Regions from separate parts of the Homo sapiens genome. Here region 1 is linked to region 2. The links are chromatin contacts, found by Hi-C in ENCODE. All regions are on one chromosome and are shown on one strand. The core of a region is the stretch at or near the end of the contact, and the rest is flanking DNA. Distances in the headings are between cores, read along the strand shown.

Region 1 (2,700 bases), core at 59-2,558, 350 kb after region 2:
GTCCCATCCTGCTAGCTTTGTAACGCCTGCAGAAAGACAAAATGTGCAACTTCTACCCATACCATCTCCCTTCTCTTGGACCATGTGCCCAGCCTTGGACTAATCTTTGTTTCCAGGCAGGTAGGGTACAAGTAAGTCATCTGCCCACCCTTAGAGCAGCACTATTGTGAACTAGATAAGAACAGAAGTCTGGAGACACAATACCCAGGTTTGGATCTCACTTTCACCACTTAACTAGCTGCGTGACATTAGGCAAATCATTTAGCCAAACTGTGCCAAACGGATTAAACTGAGTTTATACATGTAAGGCATTAAGACTAGCACCTGACACCTAATAACCACCGTGCTGACAACTATGATGAAGAGCAGAATGATGGTAGTGGGGATAAGGAGGAAGAAGATGCAGAAAAGGAGAAATCAGGGACTGGTAGCCCCACCAGAAGTACATGGACTAAAGGAAGGACGATCTTGAAAGGAACTCGGGTTCATGGCAGAAAACAAGAACAATGAAAACTAGCAATAACTAGCAGATATTTGTTTGTAGCCCCTACACCAACCTGTTATGCCCTGCTTTGTTCCCTAATAGAAGTCCACGTAGTTTGGGTGCTAGAAATATAAAACCTGGAATGTGATAAGTAAATCTCTGTGGATATCCTTGGTGTTATAAATGTGCTGCTTCTCTGCTTTTAAAAATAAAGCATTTGGGCCAGGCATGGTGGCTCACACCTGTAATCCCAGCATTTTGGGAGGCCAAGGCGAGCGGATCACATGAGGCCAGGAAATGGAGACTAGCCTGGCCAACATGGTGAAATTTTGTAAAAATACAAAAATTAGCCACGAGTGGTGGCATGAGCCTGTAATCCCAGCTACTTGGGAGACTGAGCCAAGATCGCACCGCTGCACTCCAGCCTGGGTGACAGAGTGAGACTCTGTCTCTAAAAAATAAAATAAAATAAGTAAAATAAAATAAAGCAAAACAAAATAAAATAACATCTTGACCTAGTAAAGGCATTGTTTAGGACTTCTCCAAATAACTTCCCATTTGTAATGCTCATCAATTTGTACATGACTAAAGGAATGATACGCATGATTGTGTTGCAGGATGGAAAAAACCTACCTCAGACATATCTTTTTAAAAAAAATAATGTCAATCCCCCCAAACTTCTTTCCTACAGGAAATGAACTGCACGTCAGCTGTGCAGGCAGGGAGAAAGGAGGTGGAAGAGGCAAGGGAGCAAGAAAGGAAGGAGGGAAGCAAAATAAACCCACTCCTGTGTAGAGCGTTGGAAATGTGGCACTAACAAAGACTTCCTGTTCCACATAGAATCAGCGCTGGCAGAGGCGGCATGCAGGGCTGTGGGTGTACTCAGCTGTGCAGAGCTGATTATAGAAGATGAAAGGGCTTGGCAATTTATTTCATCTCACACTGAAGCACTGCTGACAACTGAAAGTGAGGACAGAAGGATTCATTTGTTCAACTTCTGTTTTAAAAAACAGACTTCAAATGATACCACAGAGAAAAAGGAGGAAACGCTGCAGTGTAATAAAATGTCTATTTTTAAAAAACACACTAGCTGCAGCATTTTTATTTCATAGGTGGGTTTGAAGGCAAAGGGGTTGGCTTTTTTGTGGTTGTTATCAATTCCAGGGAATGTGACATGCACGCAGGATCAATTACTAATCAAATAGACCACGTTCACCTAATCTGACCAAAGCTCTCGTGTACATTCATCCTTGAGTCCAAAGATGAGTCACAGTGAGGAAAACCTAACCCTGCAGTGTTTAAATACTTCCTATGCAGGATCTTTATACTAAAACTGAATAAATGTATGATATATGATGGAGAATCTATTTTAAATTTTATAATCCTGGTCATCTTAATTTTTAGTTCACAAATTCAGATTTTCTTCATTTATCTATATGATTGCGTTTGCTTGAATTTTTGGAAGAAAATGTTATATTTCCTTTTAAATAAAATGTGTTATGACTTCTCATCAGCATATTTAATGTTTGAGAATGAGGAATATTTTTCAGTTCAAAGACTCATATAAATTATTGTGAAATCTAATCTACCTAGCAAAGTGGTCTTATCCCAAAAGATTTATAGAGATGGGTAATATCCCATACTGGTAGCACATTAGTTATTTATGATTAATATACAAATACAAATGTTAATGAAAAAGATTTTTAAAAAATTCTTCCTATAATCATTAAAATTAAACTATCAGTAACATGAGCATATTAGCCTTAAGCAATTTCTTAAGCAATTCAGGTAAATGATTGATTCCTTTCTTTGTAATTTATATCAGAAATTTAGTCATATTTACTATTTTAAATATAGGTTTTCTTTGGAGGAACACACCAGAGCAATAGAAATGGAAAAGATTACAGCTAAAATACATTCTCTAGCTCCCCTAGGCCTCTAGAAACCATTAAATTTAAGAGTTCATTTTCTAGCAATATATTTGGAGCACCTGCTGTGTGTCAGGCACTGTTTTAGGTACTAGGAATAACAGCATTTACCAGGAGCTTCTGTTACCAAGCTCACTGTGTGAGGCTGGCAGGTTTACCCTGTCTCACTCCAGGAACAACATCCACATAGACAACAATGTGAGGGGTCTGCCTGGAGTTGGGCAATGCACAGCCCTGCTTATGGTCTAACAGAAAATGTAGAAGTAAACTAACAGGAAATCAGATAAG
Region 2 (2,700 bases), core at 112-2,611:
TCAGCATCCAACATTCTATTTCTTTTGGGGATTGTGTTCTAAGATTAGAGATAGCATTTGGCTCCTGAGAGTGTTTTCCCTGGGCTTAGTTGGGAATGCAGGTGTTTTGCTTGAGAAATTGGGGCTGGAAACAGTGAGAAACCCTCTGTTTTTGAAAGGTAACAATTTGGAGAACTGAAAACCTTCACTTCCTTTCCATAAGGATGAACAGAAGTCCTTTCATTCACATCCATCATATTTTATTTCGGATTCAGAAACCTTTTAATTTCAGCAGAAATCTCAGCATATGTTATCTTGCTCCAAAACAGCAAACGATGGCTTAAAATATATTCATGCATTTGAAGTGCTCACTCTCAAAACAATATATATATATATATGTATATTTCTACTCATATGGCACATATTTCAGCAATTTTGTAGAGTTTTTTTTCTCTTTCTTCTTCCTCTTGCTTTAAACTATGCAAGCACGAAGCAAATATAAAGAGAATTCAAGAGCATTTTGTAATTCTTGAAAGGTTAATTGCACTATTTATAGACCAAACTGTAAAGCAAAAACCCTCAGCGTGACCCTTCAGGGTCACCGTAGTAATAGCAACCTCAGTGGAGACCTGACCAGTCATGAATTACTGTCTGTGATACTGAGAATGCTGACAGTTCAATCACAGCACTGTTTCAATAGAGAACTCCATATATTTAAAGCGCTGATACTGTTTTCCCTCTAAATGACAGGCTTGACAGATGGGCCAAAAGCACCGCAGACGTTTGAACAAGGAAATAGAGAGGGAGCCTGCTGGAAGCTGGGCCTCATGCAGCCAGGCGAGAATGATGAATAGAGTGTGATTGTGTCTGACAGGTAGTAATATAACTATTCATTCACCACAGAACACCTGGAGCACACTATATTAAATGGTACAAGATGGAGAGATTCTGTGACAAGAATAGGAAGTGTGAATTCCGGGCTGAGTTTAGGTACAGCAATATAAGAGGTCAGGGGTCAAGCAATATAAACTGCCTCCGAGAAGGCTGTAATTAAATTATTTGCTTACTAAAGTGTTTCTAATGTTTTGCTAACATGTTGCCAGGATGATTACTTCAGCATGTCTGAACATTTCAGATAGAAGCAGCTTCCTCCTCTCTCTCTTTTATTTTCTCTCTCTCTCTCCCTGATAACTCTCGTTATTATTATTACTTTTTTATCATCTGAAGTCTCTTTCTCTCTTTCTGGCTCTGTTGCTACTGCTCCAAATAATAGTCCTGGAAAAATCAAGAGAGAGGTTGACTGGCCAGAGAGCTGTCATCCCAGCAAAAGCACCTCCTGTGACCCCGGTGTCACTCTGCTTGGATGAGGGTGGCATGGAAGTCAGTCATTATCGGGTCATATGACTGGTGGCATTCTTTCATGTGCGAAGCAGGAAAGAAAGCTGAAAGGACTGCAGGCCTCATGGAGGGACAAGGGTGTGTCTGCAAATGTTTGCCTTTTGCCTCTGAAGTCAGTGAAAACACTGAGATGCTGCTGACCAGCTAAAGAATTATTTTCAAAGCAAAGGGTGAGGTTAGGGCCGGGGATTTCAACAGAGTTGGACTATTTTGCAGACCATGTGACTGACCTCTTCTACAACCTTCCACTGCACACATGCTAAATATTGCTACACCTGCTTCAGTATTAATTTTTAATTACCGTGTCTGATTGTCACATTCTGAAAGCTTTATTCCCAGGAAGTATCATGTCATAAGACATGATTGAGCAGACTCTTTCCAATTTGGCATTTTAACTTATGTATGCGTGTATTATATATCACTTACATATACAGAAAAGACATAAAATGTCAGAGTTAAGATAGCGCTCCATTTCACAATGTGTGTGTGTGTATGCGTGTGTGACAGCACATGCATTTATATTCTGCATTTTGAGTCCCACTAATAAACAGGAAGCCGGTAGTGAACCCTAGTTTTTTTTTTTTTTTCTAAGGTCCTTGGGAAAGGAAACACTTGGTGGTGGCTTTTACATGGGCAAATGTTCATCAACTGCCGCCTCAAATTAGTTTTGCTTGTCACTTTCTTTATTCACAGGATCCTGTGACAGCCAAGGAAGGTTACAGTGCTGCCGTTGCTGTGCTATTTGGAGGGTCCCTTTGGGAGCTGAGAGGCTGGTCACTTTTGTCTTTTCACATTCCATTTTCTCTTTTTGTCTTTGAGGCTGATTTGGCTGGTATGAAGATGGCTCCGACAGCAGGCTCACTGCCTATGTAAAAGCCCCATGTACCCAACCTCACAATTTCAGATTTGCCTTGCTTATGGAAAACACATTGTAAATAGGTGTAGTTCTTTTTTCCCAGCTTACTGCGGTGGGAGACCATGGGTTAACACTTACGAAAAGATTTTGCATGTGACCTCTCTGATTAGCTATGGAAAACAAAATCCAATTAAAGCAGCACCCCCTCCCCCATATAAACCCTACCAATCTTGCACCTTCCCTTAGCACTCCTTCACACCGTTCTTTTCCTGCTGGTATTGCTCAGCTATTTTAAATATTGTTGGTTATTGACTGAATTACAGATATTTCTATATCTTTATCTGTATCTATAAATCTTCATATATTTTATCTGGCTCATCCTATGAAAGAATATTTAATAGCTGTTATCTCTATTCTGGCCCCAAAAGAATGTGTTCTTGAGAATTGGACAAATGTGCAAAATCCTA

The links. A loop is a pair of places that touch in the nucleus more often than their neighbours do. Pooled maps may share reads with other maps.
Region 1: a map of posterior cingulate gyrus shows a loop between it and region 2 (5-fold over the local background). The contact joins two enhancer-like sites. A Hi-C loop is called at or near these places in 2 of 168 maps with a recorded cell type or tissue (Right ventricle myocardium inferior and posterior cingulate gyrus) and 4 of 50 pooled maps.

What each region holds. Positions count from the first base shown.
Region 1 is chr5:124,161,628-124,164,327 of GRCh38, forward strand. All of the region lies in intron 4 of LINC01170 (long intergenic non-protein coding RNA 1170), which reads right to left. Among named protein-coding and RNA genes, the nearest start is that of LINC01170, 280 kb to the right of the region's middle. Within about 2 kb of position 1,309, at least 5 of the 41 ENCODE cell types and tissues checked have a DNase peak (open chromatin) inside an H3K27ac peak, as active enhancers do.
Region 2 is chr5:123,808,995-123,811,694 of GRCh38, forward strand. No RefSeq gene overlaps it. Among named protein-coding and RNA genes, the nearest start is that of CSNK1G3, 300 kb to the left of the region's middle. Within about 2 kb of position 1,362, at least 4 of the 41 ENCODE cell types and tissues checked have a DNase peak (open chromatin) inside an H3K27ac peak, as active enhancers do.